Regions from separate parts of the Homo sapiens genome. Here region 2 is linked to region 1. Evidence: read pairs that join two places in POLR2A ChIA-PET (ENCODE). Cell type or tissue: PC-9. All regions are shown on one strand. Links, peaks and the distances in the headings refer to the core of each region. The heading gives the core; the rest is flanking DNA.

What was found. Peaks named below come from ENCODE experiments on the same cell type or tissue, not always from the same donor. Only the 100,000 strongest peaks of a DNase experiment are listed, where the experiment ranks them.
Region 2: POLR2A ChIA-PET joins it to region 1 with 15 read pairs; 2 of 35 experiments call an interaction of 5 or more read pairs at or near these places.

The regions. Positions count from the first base shown.
Region 1 is chr10:78,964,060-78,975,034 of GRCh38, forward strand. All of the region lies in intron 5 of ZMIZ1-AS1 (ZMIZ1 antisense RNA 1), which reads right to left. Among named protein-coding and RNA genes, the nearest start is that of ZMIZ1-AS1, 98 kb to the right of the region's middle. RefSeq lists enhancers at 670-1,230, 2,989-3,488, 3,495-4,278, 8,101-9,032, 10,587-10,636 and silencers at 9,316-9,435, 9,476-9,545, 9,716-10,205. In PC-9, for the core only: no CTCF peak of the experiment used is centred there; DNase peaks (open chromatin) are centred at 8,742, 9,322 and 9,632; H3K4me3 peaks cover 984 bases; H3K27ac peaks cover 2,560 bases.
Region 2 is chr10:79,236,109-79,247,083 of GRCh38, forward strand. All of the region lies in intron 7 of ZMIZ1 (zinc finger MIZ-type containing 1), which reads left to right. Among named protein-coding and RNA genes, the nearest start is that of PPIF, 110 kb to the right of the region's middle. RefSeq lists enhancers at 3,439-4,067, 4,068-4,695, 5,736-6,687, 8,899-8,978, 9,149-9,278 and 6 more, cis regulatory regions at 5,979-6,479, 6,558-7,058, 6,615-7,115, 6,624-7,124, 7,520-8,020 and 3 more and silencers at 6,189-6,328, 6,379-6,488, 6,759-7,048, 7,439-7,768. In PC-9, for the core only: no CTCF peak of the experiment used is centred there; DNase peaks (open chromatin) are centred at 2,073, 2,653, 6,183 and 6,753; H3K4me3 peaks cover 1,135 bases; H3K27ac peaks cover 2,318 bases.

The sequences.
Region 1 (10,975 bases), core at 1,801-9,800:
CCAGGGGTCACTTCCAATGGTGCAGACCTCTCCTGGGGAATACTGTTGAAGGTGGCTCCACTCGGGGGGGACACAGCCCAGAACAGATGACTCCTTCCTGGGAGAGTGCCCCCCGCCCCTTCACTGCCTGCTGGTCAGTGACCAAGGGAATTGAGCCTCTCATGCTGCCAGAGACTTCAACCCCTTCAGCCCCTTGCATCTCCAAAGAGCTCCCTGGGGGTCAAGAACAACTATAACAGTAATAATAATAGCTAATGTTCCTTAAGGACCTGCACACTATTTTAAGATCTTTAGAGGTACAACCTCAATCCCTGAGGCAAGGCTATTATTATCATCCCCACTTTACAGATGAGAAAATAGAGGCTCTGAGAAGAAAAGTAAACTTGCCCAAGTCACACAGCTAGGAAATGGCAGGGCCAGGATTCAAACCCAGGCAGCCTGTCTCCAGAGCCCACCTTCCTAAGCACCACACATTTCTGGCTGGGCCCCCGCTGGTGAGTCCCACACAGCACAGTGCAGTGGGGCAGAGAGACACCCTACCTTGGGTTTCTGGGGGTGACTTGTCAGGTAATGAGCTGCCCATCACAGGCACTCACTTGCCTGGGCTGGTGCCTCCTGCAGTGGGCAAGGAGAAGCTCAGGTAAGCACTAAGAAGCAGATGGAAGGAGATATGCCATTGAGAACAGGCGTGTGTGTCTCTGGGAGAAGGCATGGGAGACCTAGAAGGGCAAACACACTTACACACAGCCTCACGCAAGGACACACTCACACGGTTGAACCCCTGATGCTCACACGTGAACACAGACATGAGTGAGCATGTGTGCACATGCATGTGGACACACAGACACACTCAGGCTGTTCTGGAGAGAAGTAGGACTCTACTATGACAACAGGACCAGCCTGAGAGCCCTTAACCTGCAGGAAGAGGTGCCCAATCTTGATGTTTGCCCCCAGAAAAGCATGCAGCAGCCCCTTCCCCTCTCTGAGACTCGACGTCCCCTCCCGTGCAAGGAAGGGGTTGTCTGAGGTCATCTCCAAGATCTTGGGCTCTGTGCCGTCTGGCCAGTCACCTGCGACTCTGTTCCCAGAGCCTGGCAGGGAGCTGTGACTCAGCAGCAAGAAGCCACGCAGGAGCCTGCCCGCAGCCCCCTCCCCTGCCAGCACACACAAAGGGCATCTTGTTACTGCAGCCGGCCAGCGGGAGGGCGGGAGAGGGCTGTGGAGGTGAGAGGCCAGGAAGGAGCCTGTGTCAGCAGCACTGGGGGCAGGGCGGGGAGGAGGCCCAGGCAGGGCTGCTGGCCGGCCACAGGGGCCCCAAGCTGGTGGGGAGGGCCCTTGGGGCAGGCAGCCGCAGGTGGGTGGCTGCAGGGAAAGGCTGGCCCCGGGCTCCTGCATGGAACCCTGTTTATTAAATTCCCTTTTCATTTGTAAGTTACAATCTGAATGAGCTCTCCTGGCAGCAGCTACACCCCTGGAACTTCCCAGCAATGTGGGGCAAAACCCATAGCCCAGGGCTCCCACTCAGAGCCTGAGTCTCGACTCTGCGTGATCGAGACATGGGTGCCCTTTGGATGAGATCATGGCCAGGTCGGTTTTGCCCATCTGTAAAACGGGGTTGCTGAGCTGAGGAGAGCTCGCTGTAACACACTCCCTGGCAAGATAGAAGTCACCTGGCTGGGACGTCCCAGACACAGGTTAGGACACCCTGGTGTCACACTTGCTGCTCCTGCTGTGGGACCCTGGGCAAACCACTTACCCTCTCTGGCCTCAGTTTCCCAGTTTATAAAATGGAGGTAGTGGGAGGTGAGAGGGAACTAGATAGAATATTCTTCCTGGAAATTGCTTGGGAATCATTTTTCCATGTGTCCTACATAGAAAAAGACATGAGACACTCAGGTCCATGCAAGTGAGGGGGTCAATCCAGAGTATATATGTACATGTGTACACACATGTGTACATGTGTGAACATGTGAGCAGACAAGCAGGTGTGTCCCCTCTCGAGTGTGTCCAGCCCTCAGGCCATGCAGGCCCTTCCCTGAGTAGAACAGGGCCCAGGGCAAAGGATTTCCAAGGCTGGTTATTCTTGACACTCAGGGACCCCCTAGACACTAGTGACTGATTTGAGAGGGCCAGGTAAGCTGTGGCCTTGCAGAGACCACTGCTCCAGACACTGTCTCCCCCAAGAATTCAGCAGAACTTGCTGTCAGTTGTCTGTCCACCCTAGACCGCGGTACCACCACTGGGCTGTATCACAAAGGACCCCATATACGTCGCATCCACATGAGTGCTGCCCATCCCCGCCTGAGCTGCACCCACGCCACAGCACTCTGAACTTTCTTGTGTGAGTATCTCACCTTCCCAGTGCCCATCTGTCTCCAGCTCCGCCAGGGAAGGAGCTCTGCATTCTGTCAGGAAAACAGATGGGACAGGCTTTTACGTACTGTGAAGTGCTGTGGGTGCTAGTTGTTCCACTGAATCCTTAAAATCCCACCCATCTCATGAGGTTCACATTCCCATTTAACAGATGAAGAAACGGAGGCCCAGGGGAGTGAGATAGAAGACCCAGGACCTGGATGGCTTCATAAGGGGACATGAGCACCACATCTGTGGTCAGAAGTGGATTCAGAAGCCCAAGGAGATTCAGAAGCTTGAGAATGGATTCAGAAGCTTGAGAAGTACAGACAATGACCCCAGAATCCCGGGCTGAGCCCGGTGACCTCAGTGAGCACAGAACCACCCTGTTAGCTGTGGTCTTAGGGGCAGCCAAGGCCTGTCTATCCAGCGAGCAAGCTAGCCAGCTGTGCTCAGATTCAGACTTCCCATCTGCCCTCCTGCCCATGAGGGATCCCAGGAGGCCTAGCACAGAGGGCTGAACTTCAGACAGAGACCAGCACTGGGGGCTCAGGCCTCAGGCACACCTCACCTGGCTCTTCTCCTGCCCTCCCTGCACCAGGGGCTGAGAGGACAGCAAAGCGCAGCATGGGTGGGCACTTCCCCAGGGCAGGTGGACTGGCATAGGCCAGATGCCGAACTTCCTGGCAATATAACGTCCCACTGACGGCCTGAAATGAGGAGTGGTTACGTGGCCTCTGGGGGCAACATTTAATAAGAGCTGCTATTTTAGGGATCCTAACTTGGCATGAGGCACTTCAAATTTGTTATTTACTTAGCAAATACTCCCCAGTTGCCTTTGAAGTTCTGGGTCCTAGGCGGGTACAAGGACATGATGGGGAATGAAGCAGACACAGCCCCTGCCCTCATGGAGTTCACAGTCTACTGAGGCGGAGGGGGGGCGCCATCTCTAAATAGAGACTCACATATAGATAAGAAACACAGAAGAGACCAGGATTCTACCAGTGTGGGAACCTGTCTGGAACTCAGAACCAAGGAGGACTTCCTAGAGGAAGTAACACTGATCCCAGATCTTCTGAAGAATGAATAAGAGCTATCTAGGCAACCAGGAAGGGAAAAACATTCTAGGCAGACAGAAGCTGAGGCAGGAGAGAGCAGTCTTGTTGACACCTGTAATTTTCATAATAACCTTAAGAGATGGAATAAGGCATCCCATTTTACAACTGAGGAAATTGAAACTCCAAGAGGCCAAATCACCCCAGACCCTACCCATCCAGTTGGGGTGCAGATCCAGACCCCGCACCATGCGCTGTGCATTTCCAGCCTTCAAAGCCTGGCACCTGATGCTGAAGCTTAGGAGGAAAGGTCATGGAGGGAAGAGGCCAGGTCTATCCCTGCCCACAGCCCACATGCAGGAAAGTGAGCGGGGACTCCCACATGTGTTCCCTTGCCCAGTGGCGAGCATCCCACACCCCTCCCAGACAGGGTGAGGGACAGGCATCTCCCCCAACAGCTTTGGAGCTGCTCACCTGTCCAGCAAGGACATGCCCCAGAGCCGCAGCCCCTCACCTGCCCCTACAGCCTGCGGAAAGTGTGGTTGCCTCAGCCTTCCCAGTCACCAGTATGTGAACTGTGGATCCTGCAAGGAGTGAGGGCCTGGGGAGAGCAAGAGGCCTCCCCAGACAACACCTCCCAGGGGAAGTGGCCCTGGCACTGAACCACGAGGACTTTGGATGAAGTGAAATGGAGCAGGGAAGGGAGCTCCAAGTATGGAGCTCAGAGAAGCAAAGGCATGGCAGCAGGGCGCACCAGGGGCAGTAGGGGAATAGTGAGACCTGCCCAGCAGCTGGAGTGTCCCTAATTCTCAGGGGCTACCAAAGCCCTAGCTCCAGAACTGCCCAAGGCCCATCGTGGACCAGACCCAGGACTCAACACAGCCCAAAGGGCACAGTACGAAGACGTAACCTTCCCTTTGGCTCAGTGTGTGAAGTGCTGTGGGTGCTAGCTGTTCCACTGAATCCTCAAAATCTTACCCATCTCATGAGGTTCACATTCCCATTTAACAGATGAAGAAACTGAGGCCCAGGGGAGTGAGATAGAAGACCCAGGACCTGGATGGCACTCCACGAGGGTGTGCTCACTCAGCTCTGGGACACAGATGGGAAAGTGAGCGAACAGACAACATGTGCAGGCCATCCTCACGGAGAGGCCGGTGTGCAGAGCTGCACCCACACCCTGCCCCATCCCAGAGCTGGGTAATGGGGCCAGGAGCAGAGGGAAGGCATACCAGGGCCTGGGAGCTGGCCAGGGGAGGCAGGGAAGCCCTTGTGTTTGTTTCACCTTGCTAACTTTCAGTCCTGAGGTCTGGAGCCCTAGGAGCCAGGCCAACTCCTTGGCCAGACCTCTGTGCAGAGCAGGGCTACAAGACATTCAGACAGTTCTCTGGGAACTCGGGACCATCGGTATCTCTATGCATTCTCCTAATGGCCTCAGCTCTGTTAAATATATTGATGTTCCTGGAATACAAATATCCATAATTTAATTTCCATAAAAGCTTCTTTTGCTTAGAAAAGAGTCCCTCCAAAGTGCCCTAAGCTATCTTCACTTGCAACTTAGGGTGGGGGCTGTTGTAGCCTTTTCGGAGGATAGCACTGCAGCCTGGGTGGGGCAGGAGGGTGGGTCTCAGCAGGCTCTGCTCCCTCATGTCCCTACTCAGCAGAGCTGAAGAAGCCCGTTGCCAGCCCTCAGGCATCCCTGGCCAGACCCACCTCCCACCCCAATCCCAGTTCCGTCTTAGGTCCTCACTTCTGCCTCACTGCCTCATACCCTTTGCTTCCTCATTCATAGGGACACTCTGATCAGAATTCATCCTGGCCCACTGCCTGTCAACCTCCCATAGCTCTTTTTTCTCTAGCTGACAGGCCAGTCTGGCTCCTACCTCCACGCCTAGCTCAGGTGCCTGAAATCCCACCCTGGGTCCATGCCTCAGGTCTCTACTTAGTCAGTAAGCCAGATGAGGCCCACCTGATATTAAATTTAATCCCAGAAGTCAACTCCAATTCGTTGGCATCAGTTTCCTGTGTTGAGAAGGATTCTGATGCTATATGGGGGCTCAACGGGAAAGGGTCATGATTGATGAATGATGTTAAGCACAGTACAGGAAGGATGTGCCACTGGTTTGCTGTAACCAGCCAAGATTCTTTAGCCATTTTAGGAGATGCAAATGTGAGAAGTGTCAGCTCCCAGTCCCATGCCCTGCTCTGTGCTCAGCCTTGGGCTGGGCTCAGAGGAAAGTTAAGAGAAAGGAAAAGTCCTGCCCTTTGACTGACTGGGAAGTGGGGAACACCAGAAGCACTGGATTGAGTTTCCCATCTCTACGTGAGCGTAGGGCAAAATGGCCCTAAAGGTTCTGAGGTCCAGGGAGACAAAGTAAACTGCCAGGGTGCGGCGTGGCCTCTCAAACACACGTGGAGCCTCACGAACCCACTGAGTAACAACAGAGGCTCTGTGTGGCTGGCCCTGAGGTACAGGGCAGCAGGCAGAGCTGAGGTCAGAGCGCGCACACACAGGTCAGAAGGTCAAGATGCTCCCTGTGCTTGGTGAACGCAAGCTGGGCTTTGAAGCGGGGTGAGATCTCTAGAGATCTGGATCTCATTTGCTTCCCAATCCCACCCCTCATAGGATGGGAACCTTAGAGAGGCTTCTTTGACCACCCAGACTAAAAGAGGTCCTCATATAACCCGTTATTCTCCATCTCAGCATCCTGATGTGTTATCACAACGTGCAATTCCTTTTTTCACCTACTAGTTCGATTTGTTTTGTCTGTCTGTCCCAATAGTCTGGGAGCCTCAGGAGGGTAGGGATTAGGTCTGTCTTATTCACTGTCTTCATATCCTAACACAGTGCAGCAATAGAACTGGTTCAAATCATGGTTGTTCAATTAATTAATAAACTGTAGCTGGCCGGGGTCACACACTCAAAACACCTGCAGGGTCAAGCAGACAAAGTCAACGAGTGAGGTGGACATGTGAAGGAACAAGTGCACAGAGTGGCCACGTGGCATATCCTCAGGCCATGCTCAGGGCAGGCCTCCCTGTGCTCCTGAAGTTGTGTTTATCTGACATATATGCAAATCGTTTGCAAGTAACCACAAGGGAATATCTTTTCTGTCTCCAAAGAAATATATATTTTTGGCGGGGCACGGTGGCTCACGCCTGTTATCCCAGCACTTCGGGAGGCCGAGGCGGGCAGATCATCTGATATCAGGAGTTTGAGACCAACCTGGCCAACATGCTGAAACCCCATCTCTACTAAAAATACGAAAATTAGCCAGGCATGGTGGTGCACGTCTGTAATCATAGCTACTCAGGAGGCTGAGGCAGGAGAATCACTTGAACCCGGGAGGCAGAGGTTGCAGTGAGCCAGGATCACACCACTGCACTCCAGCCTGGGCAACAGAGTAAGACTCCGGTCTCAAAAAAAAAAAAAAAAAGAAAGAAATATATACTTCTCCATTTTGCTAGAACAAATGATATTCTCGGTCCTTTTAAATTTTCCTACTTTTGCTAGAGTTGGGTGTACAGAGAAATATTTCCCTACTATACAGAAAAGTAACAGGCCAAGTGAGATGACCAGTCAGCCTCAGCATCAGGCGGCCCAGTAGGTCTCAAAATGGGGCCCTAAACCAGCAGCAGCAGTATCACCCGAGAACTTGTCAGAAATTCTCAGGCAAATTCTCAGGCCCACCCCAAACCCACTGAAGCAGAGACTCTGGGGTGGGGTCCACTAATCTGTATTTTAACAAGCCCTCCAAGGGATTTTCCCATATGCTCAAGTTTGAGAACCAGTGCAATAGGGAGCAGTGGAGACTGTGGTAAACTGGAGAACATACACCCGGCCTGTAGGGGCCTCTGCTGCTCAGCTCCAGCCCACAGTTGCCGCATAAAAACGTGAGCCCAGTGTGGCCAAACTCCCCAGTTATTTGAGGGAAATTGAAAATTCACACTTTCATGTGAAATGCCTTCATTTGTAAATAATGGTTTTTTTTTTTTTAATCTCACGTAGGCCAAACAAAATTTGTCTGCAAGCCTGGGCAACATAGTGAGACCCCATCTCCACAAAAAAAAAAAAAAGAAAAATTAGCTGGGCATTGTGGCACATGCCTATAGTCCCAGTTGCTTGGGAGGCTGAGGTGGGAGGTTCTCTTGAGCCCAGGAGGTCAAGGTTGCAGTGAACTGAGATTGCATCCCTGCACTCCATCAAGACTCTGTCTCAAAAAAAAAAAATTGTCCTCAAATGGAGACCAGCCCAGGTACAGCCAGAGTATGACCTGAGGGGTGGAGGCTTCTCCCCACAAGGAAAGATCCAGAAAGATGCTGTCACAGCTGTCCTTCCTAGACCAGCTTACCTCTAATGGACAGCCCAGACCCCATGCTTCCCTGGGACTCAGAGACCCCTATGTACCGTGTAGGACTGCTTCTGAGTTTTCAAATCCCAGCCAAGGTCCACAGGATCCAGCACTTCCCTGGGTCATGGACCAACAGGCTTGGACAGGCAAAATTCTGGGCCTTGAGATCAGGGTTCAAGGCAGGGCTGGGGGTAGACAGAGAGTACACTGTCCTTTCCTGAGCCCCTATTCCATGACAAGTACATTCCATGACATATACTCAGGGCTCATAGGCATTCTCTCTTTAACTTTTGCAACCTCTCCATGGAGTAAGGGTCACTATGCACATTTTAAAGTAGAGGAAAAAGGGGTTCAAAGAGGTTATGTGACTTTCCCCAGGTCATAAAGCTAGCAGATGAAGGAGCCAGGCTGTGACCCCACATGCACCTGCCTCCCAGCCTATGTAGATCCTAATCTTCCCAACTACCTGCCCCCCCGAAGGATGGGAAAGACTGGGAAGTGGCCAGGGTTGGCCTGCTGTGGCCCTGGAGCCTGCCTCCCTGATCAGGGTCACAACCAAGGCTACGATTCCAGTGCCAGGGGACCAAGTCCAGCAAGCAAGCCCTGGCTGGGGGGGCTGCAGGAGTGAGCAATCCTGGGGAAGGAGCAAATGTGTGCCCTGCTTCAGCCTCAGGGGGGTCTGTCCCTGCATGCAAATCTCCAACCTGGAACTGGGAAGCTTTGGCAGCTGGGCCAGCCCATAGAGAGGGAGCAGGGCCAGAGCTGGGAAGGTTCTAGACCCAGCCAAGCAGCAGGGGCCTGAGCTGTAGCTTGAGTCACAGCCTTGCCTTGGTCACACTAGCCTTTCCGAAGGCCCAGCCGTCAGCACTGGCCCTGGGGTGGACCCCTGTGAGGCTGTGTGGTTGCCAGGGAAGCCAGAAGAAATGACTTACTCCTGCCCCTGCCTCTAATGTCATGCGGTCACAAGTCCCCAGAAGGTCTGGGCTGGCCTGGGCCCTTGCCCTCCCCACGGTGGGGGCTCACCCAGCCTGGGCGCGCTGGTCACACTCAGCTCTGGCCAGGCATGAGTCAGCACTGTCAGCCTGCGTGTGGCCACAGCTGGCTGGACGCTGAGGCCAGCCAGGCCGGGCCCTGGAGGTCTGCTGGGGCCCTGGGGCCTCACTAAAGGGGAGAGGTGGCCCCAAATGACCCACAGGATCACACAAGAGAGAAGAAAAAGGACTAAATAGAGAAAAGCCAAGTACAAAGTAAGAATCTCAAAACTTAAAGTGGCAGACGCAAATTCAGAGTCAGGAAAATTGGCCACACAACACAAACAGACACACACACACGGGTCACTAGCACACGTGTAACCCCCACTCCAGACAAACACCATATGCAGAAGACACACATGCCATATATACACATCCTCGCAGTGTCCCTGTGTCACGCGGAAAAAGCCACGCCTACACAACTCAGCAGACACACACTGGCATTCCCAGAGGATGAGCCCACACAGGCGCCGCAAGCCCGCCGCAGGTCCCGCATGCACTGCCTGTCTGTGACAGATGGCTTCTGTCCAACCCAAGGGTCCGGCCCACAGCCCTCGGCTCACACGGCCATACAAGTCTGGGGACATCATGTCACGCTCGCTTACTCTAAGGGCCCTGAGGCTTGTGAGGGCTGTGGTCAAAGACAGGCCTGGGAACTGGGGTCCTGAGCACCCTAGCCCAGCCCAGTCCCGCCCCGCGGAGGGGCCCGACTGAGCTGGGCCGCGCGCCCCAGCAGCCCCAGCAGCCGCCGCCCACCTCGGCCAGCCTGGCTTCTGCGCCCCGCCAGGAGGTCGCGGAGCGGAGCGCGGCCAGGAAGTGAGCTGAGAGTGACAGCTCCCCCCACGCTGTTTGTTTATTCATGACTCATTCTCTCCACACACTGGCTCTTCTTTCTTTCGGGAGGAGGGGAGAAAGGAGCGGGAGGGCGGGCGGGCAGGGGAGAGGCAGGCTCCACAATAAACAATGAGGCAGCTGAGCCGGTGGGGAGGGAGGAGCCCGCGCGGGGCGCAGGGCCGGGGCTGGGGCCGGGGCGCGGTGTTTCCAGGCCGGCCGGCCCGAGGCTTGCGCTCCCGATCCCCGATCCCCGATCCCCGATCCCCGCTCCTCCCGGCCCCGCCCGGCCCAGCCCGGCCCGGCCCGCCCGCCGCCACCTCCCGGCGACCGGGCAGTAGCAGCCGTAATTGGATCCTCGCTGCCTCCTCCCAGCTCCCCGCCCCCAATCGGGGAGCGGGTAAATGCCGGGTACCTTGGCAAAACAGTCGGATCCAAACCTATTATTTGACTAATGGGCTTCCCTCGTGCGGCTCCGCAACGCCCTGCAGACTCGCCCCTCCCCCCTGCCCCCTCCCCAGAGATGGCTCCCCTCAGCGGCGCGGCTCCGGATAACTGGAGGAAGCGCGGGTTCCGAGGCTTCAAGGGCCTCATTGTTCTGCCTGGAGGGGCACATTGAAAATGCTCCAGGGTTTACTTCCTGTGAAAACAGCCTGGGAGGGAGGGGGCGATCCACGGTGGAAAGACATTATCCTCCTGGAAGCCGCCCAGATTACACAGGGAGAAAAAGGTTGTTTTGATTGTTGCTGGCTCTTTCTTTCTTCCTTCCTTTTTCTTTCTTTTTCCTTTTTTTCCCCTTCCCTCCTCTCTTTTGCTACCCTCCCCGGGCCAAAGATGAATCTTTACTGCTGTGGAGCAAGTTGGAAATGTGGGGCTGTTTTCTGCATAAATAAGGCTGGTGAATGGCAGAGCCAGATATAAAGTCTGATTCAGAGAAATTCAAAAGAATGCAGGGGCGATGAGGTGGGCAAATCCAAGAAACTCATTTCCCCAGCATGCCCCTCTGAGTCACGTCTTGCACCATGAGGGGAAAACACATCACGCCACAATATGTCACATGCCTGCCGCAAAGGAGCAGGCCCGGTGGGAGTCACACAGCTCCTTCCTCCCCAGCCTGGCTCTGCAAGTCCAGAACCACAGAGAGCAAAGTGTCAGCCGGGAAGAGGCGAGGGTCGGTCCCACCAGGCTCCAGGTCAAAGCCTTCTCCTAAGTGAGCTGGGGCAGGAATAGTACTATAGCAGCAGCGCACCCTTGCACAGCGCCCACTAGGTGCAGGGGCCTGTTCTGCGTGCTTTCCATATATTCCCTCATTTAATCCTCACCACGACCCTGCAAAGCAGGTGCTTTTACTCTC
Region 2 (10,975 bases), core at 1,895-9,894, 270 kb after region 1:
TCCAGGCACGATGGGTCCGATGGTGGCTGGGACACCTGGTATAGTAGCCCTGCCTGGTCCTGCAGCCTGGGCCAGAGTGTGTGAGTGGCCCCAAATCTTTTCCCAAAGTGAGCCTCACTTTCTTCCGCTGCAAAGTGGAAGCTTTGTGCTCAGCTGCCTTGTGAGCCTTTGTCTGGGAAGCATCAGGAACAGAATTTGGCTGCTCCAGCCCAGACAGGGAGGTGTGCCGCACAGCCAGGCAGGCAGACAGTCCGGCAGGAAGGCAAACTGCATTTCCAACTGCAGAGAGCTTATGTCAGTCCAACCCTGGGGCCATTCGGAAGCCCCCATCAAAGCTGTGTCCTGGGAGAAGCAATGAAACCCCAGGACTGCTGAGGCACGGACATTCGAGCTGCCGTTGCCGTCTCTTCCCTTCAAAGGCGACTCCAGAAATCAATGGGAAGAGATTCATTAGAGACCTGGGTGGCGCGCTCCCCACCACCTCCAGCAGCCCCTTTGTTAACCAGCCTGAGCTTCCTGTCTGAACAGGCTGCCTGCCCCTGAGAAACAACCCACGTTCTAGGAAGCAGGTCAGAGACCTAGGCTCCGGGCAGGGCAGCAGGGCCACCACACACCCTTAGAGGCTGTGATTGTTCACTGTGCATTCAATCATTCTTGGTTCACTCATTCATTCAGGCAGCTGGTCCTTGTTTCATTCATACAGCTAATATTTATAAAGCATCTGCCTGGCATATTTTAGATACTGTCAATATAACACATCCAAAACAGACTAAAGTCCCAGTTGACATGGAGCTTGCCTTTTAGTGAGGGAGACAGCATTAAACAAGGTAAATAATTGAAATACACCAGCCAACAATGCTAAGGACAAAGCCACGTCAGGAGACTCACAGGCATGTCAGAGGGGGCTGAGTTGTGGTCAGTGTGGTGGCGGGGGCTCCCCAGTCAAGGGGTCCCCCGAGGGAAAGCCTGCAGGATGCGGGGATGTGGGGATGGAGCCAGGGCCACCTGGAGAAGAGCATTCCTGGCAGAACCCTGGAGGTGCATCGGGTGCATTCACAGCTAGAAGGGCATCGAGGCTGGACCAGAGTAAGCCGAGGGGGACTGGAGGGAAATGAGGTCAGAGAGATGACGGAGACTGGAGGCTGGGTCACGCGGGGGGCTCAGCCACAAGGACTTGCATTTTACACCAACGGGGCCAGAGCAACATGAGGAAGGGTCTTAAGCAGAAGAATGTTTTGTGACTTAGGTTTTAACGGATCCTCCATTTTAGTTTGCTAAGGCTGCCATAACAAAGTGCCACACAGCGGGTGGCTTACACAATAGCGATTCACTGTCTCACAGTTCTGGAGACCTAAAAGCCCAGAGGAAGGTGTCAGTAGGGCCAAGGTCCCTCAGAAGGCTCTAGGGAAGGATCTTCTCCAAGGTTCTCTCCTCGCTTCTGGTAGTTTCTTGGCTTGTGGCAACATAACTTCAGTCTTCACGTGGCATTGTCCCTGCATGCATGTCTCTGTGTCTAAACTTCTTTTTATAAGGACACTAGTTCTGATGGATTAGGGCCCACCCTAATGACCTCATCTTAACGTGGTCATCTGCAAAGGCCCTACTTCCTTCCAAATAAAGACACATTCACAGGTTCTGGGGGTTAGGAGTTCAACATTTTTTGTGGGGACACAGTTCACTCCCTAACACCATGGCTTCTCAATTGGTCTTTCCTAGGACCTGGTGTTAGGTGGTCTCACCCTTGTTTTACAAAGGAGGAGGTCGAGGCTCTGAAAGCCTAACAGCTCGTCAGGGCCACCAGCTAGTCAGAACTTGTTTCCTGAGCCTCAGCCTCCAAATCCAGGCTCCTCCCTTCCCTCTGCAGCGCCTCAGTTAGCCAGGAGAGCATGGCCAGTTCCTTCCTGTCTCCGCCCTAGCCCTGGGGGCAGCCCCAAGCCCTACCGGCTCCCCGCTTGCCCCCTCCCCGCTCGGTAGCCTGGGGCTGAGCAGGTAGCTGAGCAGGCTCCTCTGAATGATCATTTTGTGTCTGGTTCACGTGCCCCCTCCCCTCAGAATCCTCTCTTCTCCTCTAGCCTGGCAGGATGCTTTCCTGGAACCCCAGTAACCTTGCCCTTGTAGAACTTCTCGGAGGTACTGAGTGGAGGTGTGGGGCACCGGGTGGTATTGTTTTCAAAATGAAACGATTATAGGATTTGGGTGGAAGCCAAATGCAGACTTCTGGGAATGCAGCCTGGGTCCAGGATGAGTGGCCCTGCTGGAGGATACGCCCAGGAAGGGGAGCGGGGTAGAGTGGCAGGAGGCTAAGAGGCATGGAGGTCTCACTGTGCATCGTGTCCCTGTCCCCCACTCAGGTGGAGCCCCAGCAAACTCAAAATGTCACACAAATGCTTACAAATGCATAGATGCTAAACTCTAAAAAGAAACACAATGAAGCAAGAACTATTTCAGTATTTGTAATGTGGTATGAGGGAAAGAATATAAAACGGAGTTGGGGGCATGAGCTCTCATCACAGCTCTAATTGACTGTGTGACCTGGAGGTCACCTTCCTTCTCTGGATCCTAGACTCCCACCTTGGGAATATGTGATGGTTATCAATGCATACTTTTGAACTGGATTGCCAAGTCATTTAAACCCTTGGGCAAATTGTCTAAACCTCCCTGCGCCTCTGTTTTAGTTTCTGTACAGTGGAAATAGCTCCTGTCAGAAAGGTCTGGTGGTGAGGATTGTTAATACTTGGAAAATGCCTGGAAGTGTGCCTGCCAACCAGCAAGCTCTCAGTAACCATGAGCTGCTTATTACACCAGGAGAGCAGAGGCCAGGATCCTGCTTGGGCCCCTAGCTCTGTGACCCCGTGTGTGGACACAGGAGGGGTTCTGAGGTCTGGTGGGGATGCCTGCATTGGCCAGGAGCTCAACCGCAACTGTCCCTTTCATCTTAAAGACTAAGTGAAGACCTGAGGAGGTTGACCAGGATGAGGGGGGAAAGGGAGTGGGGACAGAGAGAACAGTGTCATAAAGACACATGAGAGTTTATGCCCTGACCCCTCAGAGGTTGGCAGAAGCCCCAGGAAGGGGTCTCTGGAGGCAGAGCCCCTGAGTTGTCTCATGCCCCAGGGCTGCTGTTTGAGCCTTCCTTGGGCAACTGAGCTGGCTGTGTGATAGCTGCTCCATGCCAGGTCCCCGGTATGTGTGCATCCATTTGTTGAATGCCCACTCTATGCTCTACACTCCCACGTGTCCTGAGAAGGACCAGGGATGTGAAGGTGGATGGCCCAGGCAGCTCCCAGGGCCTGAGCTCATGCCTGTCACTCTCACGTGGACACGTGGCTGGGGCCTCCTTGTCCACCTCACCCTCCCTCTGAGCGCCTACGCCCGCATGGGTGACATCTCCGAGTCATAGGATCCTTGCTCAGCCCTGCTGAATCAGCAGACCCTGCCTGAAGAAGAGCTCTGTGTCTCAGAACCCAGCACCCAGCAGAGCCGTCCCTGGCTTCATTGTTCTCCCTCTAAGCGGTCAGAGGGAGCCTGGCTTTTGTATGCTTGTCTTTCCTTGCTAGTGGCCTCTCAGCCCCCAGGCCTCCCACTATGCAAAGCCTTATACAGGAGGTGACCCAGCCCAGAACCACTTTGACCCCTGGGTGACCTACATCCTAGGTGGCTTGATTCTTTTTACTGGGTAATGCTGGGACAGGATCCAGGAAGCCCATCCCTCTGTGGGTAAACAGGGGAGCCCTGGAGAAGGCCCCTGTCTGCGCCCCCAGCTTGACTGGAAGGGTCCCCACCCGCCCCCACCCCAACCCCACCCAGTTGGTCTTGCAGAGGCAGGCTCCGCATGGCAGGCTCCTCCAGCTGGGTAAAGCATCCTCCCTCCCCTTGCTCTCCCGAGCAAGCCACCACTGCCTTCCCGGCTGCAGCGCCGTGATTTATCGGCGGCTCCTCCTCGCCAGGGCCCACGGCAGGAGGAGTTCAAACACCCGCGAGAAAAGCCACCCGCTATTGATCCTCGCGTCAGGCCTCCCAAGCGCTGGCGGGCATTCATCAAGGAGCCGCAGCGCGGGGGCTGCAGCTCGCCCTTTCTTCTTCCTTTCTTCTCTCTCCCAAGTCATTCCCCTGGGGCTATGCCCCCCTTGCCGAGGTCACTCAGAGAGCTCACCAAGTGCCTGTGAGCTGAGGTGGAGAGCGCCTTTGTCTGCGGCCTCTTTGCTGTAGATCCTTATCAAGGGGGTGGAGCGGGCTGCTTTGGGCCCCAGGCTTTTGAGCAAATCTTTGGAAGTTGGAGAAGTGGAGTTGGAACTCGGAACAAGTGGAGAAGGCCCTCTGAAGCAGAGACTGGTTGGAGTGCCCGTATTTCTGTAGACCGGAGGCGTGTAACTAGAAAGAGTTTGCTAACCAAGTGGGCCAGAGAGAGCCTTGAAATTAGCATCTGAAAACCCCAGCTTTGGCCTGAAGGCCTCCCGTGCAGTCTGGTGAATGGATGCTTGAAAACAATTTGTTTTCCTAATTACGTAAATCTAGTGAAGAGTATTTATCTTTTTTTTTTTTTTTTTTTTTTTTTTTGCTTACCTGGGGAAAGTCTAAAATCTCTGGTCTCAAGCCGGAGGAGCGTATATTAATTCTCTTCTCCAGCCCCACCCTATGACTTACCAGAGTGGGTACCTGGGAGAACAGGGAGATGGGGTAGGGAGACTGGCAGGTTGTCTTTATTGAAGTTTCCTGGGCAATGCCACCAGGTCTGTCCCCCTCTGGTATAAACCTCTGCTCAATTCCAGTCCAAATTCTGGCTCAACCTACCAAAGTGGTTTTGCTGAACTCAGCTCCTGGGGCTGGCCACATGGTACCAACACATATAGGATATCTCAAAAATGAATTTGGAAGTCCCAAACATGCGGGTCTTTGGTGGCTCAGAAAGCACTAAGGATCAGATTAGAATAGTGAACTGCCATTGCACAGAATGGGGAAGGGTTTGTGTTCTGGTTATTTCAGATAGTGGCTCTTTGGATTCTGGATAATGGAGGTCCAAGTGTTGACATTGTTAAAAACCAGATTAACAGTAGAAACCAGATCTTAGGTACATCCATCTCAGTGTTCTCTTGGAACACGTGAGCCATATTGTCCCACCACATCTGTTTTCTGGGTGTCATTTGCTGAGCAGTGGGCTTTAGAGTAGGTCAGTCATCTGGAGGATCTGCAGTGGGGAGATGGGCGAGTCTTCACTGGACCCCTGCCTGCGGTGCTGCTTGGGAGGGCAGGGCCCCAGTGAATGTCTCAGTGAGTAAATGACTGTCCCCAAAGAAGCCATAATAACCTACAAGGAGATGAGATGGAGGTGAGGATAAGCAGAGCCTGGAATTTGTGCAAAGCTGAAGGGAAGTCCTTCCCCTGGCTGCCCTGGGGTTGGCCTGCCAGTAAGGGGATGCCAATTAATTTCTCTTGCAGGAAGCTAGTTCGTGTCCAAAAGGCTCAAGTTATGAAGTACGAATTAATCCATTTAACCAGCTTCTCGGAGGGAAAGCCCATGACAACTGCATTTTCAAATGCCATCCTGAAAGCGATATTTCAAGTGGCAGTGGGTGGGATTAGAGCCTGCTAACGATTTATGTCAAACAAGGAGCAAGAACATTATTTCTAGATAAGTGATTTGTCCCAGCAACTTCCAGGGCCGGCAGGAAGGTTTAGGGGCCAGCCAGAGGCTGAGGCTGAGAAGAGGGGATGGAGTCAGGAGATGTCACCTCAAAGGCCAGTGAACCTGGTCAGCTCCCGGTGTTGGCCAGGGCAGCAGGGCACGGCAGTCCAATACAGAGGAGATTTTAAAGACAGTCATGGCTGCCCTTCTTTGGGGATGAATGATGGGGACTCACTTACCTTCCTAAGTGTTTGGGGCAGTTAGGTCACCACACAAGCAACTTTCACAGGCAGGTGGGTGGGGCTGGGGGAGGGAGCTATAAAATACAGTTTCTCCCGAGGGGGTAATGATGACAGGGAGTGCCCACGAAAGAGGAAGGGGCGAAGATCTCTGGAGGTGGGACAGCAGGTGGGCTTCCAGGGGTGTCTAAGGGGCAGAGAGGTGGGGGGTGAGCAAGCGCTGAAAGCCCGGAGCCCTTGCGACAGACTGGCTGGAAGGAAGAGGCCTCGGCCACCACAGGATGCAATGTCAGGAAGGCAGCAGCTCCCGGGGCGGGGCAGGGCCGCGCGCAGCCGCCCCCGGCTTCCCTCCTGCCGCCAGCTCCTGGTCACAGGAACTCCCCGAAGTCGGGGAGCGGGAGCGTACGTGCGCGTGTTCACCCTGTCCTGGGCCCCTCGCTCGGGGAATCCCGGGGGTGCCAGGGCACCCAGGGTCAGGGAAGTAAGATGCCGGGCCGCCTACCTTCTCCACCCCGTAGCCCGTTCCGAAAATCCTTTAAACCGAGATTTAATCTGGATGCCTAGCCCCGCCCTCCCCTCCCCTCCCCTCCCCTCCCCCCGGCCGAGGCCCCCTCCAGTTCAGCTCCCTCCTCCACCCCCTCCCCGCCGTGGACCCTCATTAGCATGCCCACTTGGGAGGATTCGCTGGGGGGCGGGAGACACCCGAAGTCATCCACCGCCAGCGCCTTCCCGGCGGCCTCCTCGGGCGACAGCGCTCCGGGAGCCCCACTCGCACAAGTGTTGCTTCCAATTAATTGCCTGGGCGGGGGAAGGAAAGGGGCCTCGTCGCCGCCCCCGCCCGGAGGCTGGAGTGCTGCTCGTCGGGTCGTGCGTTCGCTCGGCAGCGGCGTGCACCAGCACCACCCCTGCGTGCAAGTTTGAAATGTGAGCTGCCTCCGATTCATACTCGCTCGCGCTCCCTCGCAGCGAAGTGGCTGGGCTGACGGTCTGCGCGCGCGAGTGAGTGCGGGCGGCGGGCTGGGGGGCGGGGTGCGGACGGCGAGGCTCGCGGGGCGGGGAGGGCGCGCGCGAGCCGGGGCTCCCTGGAGACGCCAAGGCAGGTCTGCTCGCCTTTCATCTTCCTCCCGCGCTCCTCCTCCTCCTCCCTCCCCTCCCCCCGCCGCGGCTGGCCTGGCCTCCCCCGGAGCCCCCAGCCCCACGCGGGCACACGCAGGGTGGGTGGTCACGCCCGCAGGGTCCGCGAGCGCGGCGCAGAGCGCGGGCCGTGGGAAGTTTCTCCGGCGCGCCCCGTGCGCCCCCGCCCCCCGCGCGCCCCCGGCCCATCCCCGTCCCTGGAGAGCTGTCGCTTGCGCCCGGGCGCGCGGCTGGCTGCCTCCTCGGCGGCGGCGGCGGCGGCCCCATTAGCGGAGCCTCCGCCTATGATTGGCTTCGCCCGGGAAGCTGGAGACGGGCGATGAATAATTGATGTGTGCGGTGCGGTAGCCGGACGGCGGCGGCGGTGGCGGGCAGCAGCGAGCGGGAGCGCGGGAGCCGGAGCGCCCTCGGAGCGGGCAGCGCGGAGCGAGCGGGCGCCGGACCCGCCCGGGCCCCCGCGCCGCCGCCGCCGCCGGGGCGCGGAGCGGGGATGCAGGCGGCGCCCGCTGCCTGCGCGCAGCCTTTGTTCGGCGCTGGCTGAATCCTACCCGGAGTCGCTCGCCGCGGCCGCCGCCGGCCGGGCCCCAAGCCCCCGAGGGCGCCAGGGCGGGATCGCGACCGGTGCAACTTCTAGGTAAGTGCGGGGTCGGAGGGGTCGGCGCCTGGGCGCCCACGGGCCGGGCCCTGGGCTCCCTCCGGGCGCGGGGGTGAGTGTGCGTGCCTGTGTGTGACAGAGGAGGGCCGGTGCATTGTGGGTAGCGCCGTGTGCTGCATGGTGTCAGCCCCAGGCTTGGCCGCGAGAGTGGCACCGGCGTGCACCGGGCCGGTTTTGTGTGCCCACAGACGGGGCCTTCATTTCTCTTTGGGGCCACGGGGCAGAGTGCGCCCCCACCCAGGTCCCTGAAGGTGAAGTGTTGGCTCTCCAGCAGACATTTTACGAGGCTCTGTGCTCAGTCGGCTCACGCTGCAAAAATAAGAATCGGCCAGGATGCCTTCGGAGGCAGCGCCTGAGGGTCCTCGACTTCAAGCTGCTCCTTTGTCAGAATGCAGCCCTGATGCCTCCAGCGCGTAGAGACCCCACGGGCACTGGTGATGCCACCATTGCGGCAGGGTGCCCTTCGCAAAGGTGGTGGGTGCCGAATAGACTTCTGACAAGTGTTTGCTGGCAAGCTGGCTAGAGGAGAGAGGTGGATTTGCACCAGAGGGCAGGAAGCAGCCTTTCAGGAGATGCCTGGTTGTGAGGACCTTGTACAAGACCTTGGAGAAAGAGCCCCTTGATAGGGACTAAGAGGAGGCTGCCTGGGGTCCTGAGCATGTGGTTTTGGTATTGGTGTCTTCGAAGCCAAGCCATGGTGCGGTGGGCACCAGATAGGTACCAGTTCCTGGGTCGAGAAGCCCTCTGGGGGGAAACTAGGAGAGGTCAGCTGGCACTTCTTTAGACGGGTTTCAGGAGACTGTCATTCCTGCAGTGGGGACCCAGTCCCTTCGCCCTTGACCATCAGGCGAGACTGCCAGATGAGTGTTGAGCAGGGCTGATGGCTCTTCCAGCAGGAAGGCTTTGTGTGGCAGGTGGCATGGAGTTGGTGCCAGTGTGCTTCTCATTGGCCCATCTTTGAGAGTGGCCACAGAAATTGGGCTGAGGAGAGAAATCAGGCTGAGAGTCAGAAATCTGGCTGAGGAGTGAGTTGGGGTGAAAAGGCCGTGCCATCCTGAAGTCAGGGTGACCCCAGATGTTACGTGGGGGCTCCGGCTCCCCCAGTTATGGGGCTCTGGGCCTGAAGCTTATCTCCCATCTGCTATGGAGGAAAGGCCCTGTCCCAGGGGTTGCGTGGAAGGGTGACTCTTGGAGTCCACGTGGCTCCTAACAAGCCTTTCCCCTTTTTTTGTGTATAAGCCAGGCAGTGACTACCCTCCAACTAGCTGGATTCAAGTCCCCTTCTGAGCTATTTTTATCCTGAACTTCCTTAGTGAGAAACCACCAAACGGCGATGCTTTGGTGAGAATCTAGGTCTTTACCGGAAGCGCAGCCTGCACAGAGTTTACACCTCGCTACATAAGGCTGCCTCCACTGCCCTGCACAGCCCTCCCCTGGCTCAGAGCCCCTGTGCCTCTCTCATGCCTCTTGATTCTCATCACAGCCTGTGCGCTCAGGGACTTTTGAGCCCCAGTTTCAGATGGGAAAACTGATGTGCCCGAGATCATCCAGTTGGGGATGTAGGAGGCCAGGCCTGGCTCCAACAGGAGCAAGACCTTGATGCCAGTGGGCTCCCTGAAGGCAGGGACCACGTGTTTCTCATCACCGTATGCCCCAGTGCCAACTGTGGTGCCTGGCGGATGGTGGGTGCCCAGTGGCTGCTGAATGATGATGGCACGAGTGGAAGGCTGGTTGGGTGTGTTTTCCCCATTGGAGTTGGGACGGGGTCGGGGGGCAGAGGGATTGAAAGAGCACTTCCAGATCTCAGTCTGCATTGGTTGAGCACCCAGTCCATGCAGTCCCTGGGAACTCTGAGATGAGTCCCTAGTCTGGAGTCAGGCAGCTAGAGGGAGAAAGGTGCTTCCACAGAGGTTCTGCGGAAGTCCTGCCCGGGGCTTCCTGAATGTTGCCCCAGGGAGTAAGGAGTGACTGAGCTGGGTCTAAGATGACGCCATTCAGTACAGTAGCCACTGGCCACATGTGGCTGTTTGTGAATTTCAATTAATTAAAGGGATGAGTTAAGCTTATCCTTGGCACTAACCACATTCAAGCACTCAGTAGCCACCGAAGGCTGGTAGCCGCCTTGTTGGGCAGCTCAGACTCTAGAACATGTCCACCACAACAGGAAGCTCCATGGACGACAGACAGCGCTGTCCAGGAGGATAGACTTAAGACAGAGGTGCAGTGAGGACACTAGCTCAGAGCCCACAAGTGTAACAGTGCAGGCGAGTCTGTTAGATAAAGAGACCTCCTGTTTCTCTAGCATTTGTTTTGTGGCAGCCTGCTGCGGGGAAGGAGTAGACCAGCCAGGCATTCCCATTTAACACAGGAGAAAACTGAGGTTCACTTTTGCCCAAGGTCATCCAGCAAGAGGGTGGCATGAGTCCCAGGTCTCCAACCCCTTGGCCAGCACTCTGTCATCCAGCAGAGGTCAGCCAGGGGGCACGAGTGGGCAGCGGTCCCAGGAGCAGCCTCAGACCTCCCTGAGGGACAGTCTTGGTGCCAGTAGGCGTCAGTCCCTGTGAAGTCATCCATTGATCGGGCGGGAGCGCCAGCTCAGCCTCGGGTCCTCAGGAACAGAGAGTTCTGTGCTGGCAGAGCTGGAAGGAGCGGGCGCGAGGCTCTCTGGGCAAGGGAGGTGTTTACCTTGAGCGATGCGGCATGGGTCCCTCGGGAGAGGCTGGCTCCTCCATGGGGAAGGAACTCCTCAGTGGGGCCTGTGGCTGGGATCCTTAGCACCACCTCAGAGAGAGGGGTACAGGCCCGAACCCAGCAGGGAGAAGGATTTCGGGACCTTTGACTGGTACAGAGTGCACCTCACCCTTGCTCTTGCCCCGCCACACCGTGTCACAGAGCATCTGCTGGGCCTCCCTCGCCCTCCTTCCCCAAGCCTCGGCTGCAGGAGGAAACTCTCCCAGGGCCTGGCAGAGCAGCAGCTGCCTCACGAGGGAGCCTGCAAAGGGAAAAACAAGGCCTCCACCCTCGAAGCACTTCCAGCTTCCCAGGGAGCTCCCTGGCCAGACACCACAGGCAGGGAAGGAAGGCCAGCCCACTGGCCGGAGGGCCGAAGGGACTTCCTGCCCCAAGGTCACATGGCAGGAGAGGCCATGGATGGAGCCAATGCCCTCTCCCAGCCCACTGCAAATCCCAGTCTCCCAGTGGGAACGTGTGGTTTATGATTTCATTGTGCCTGCTGCCTGGTTTCCTGCTCCAGCCCTGAGGTGAGGGTTAGCTTCCTGTGGCCTTGTCCCTGTGTCCTGAGGTGCCCACTCCCCCAGCAGCAGG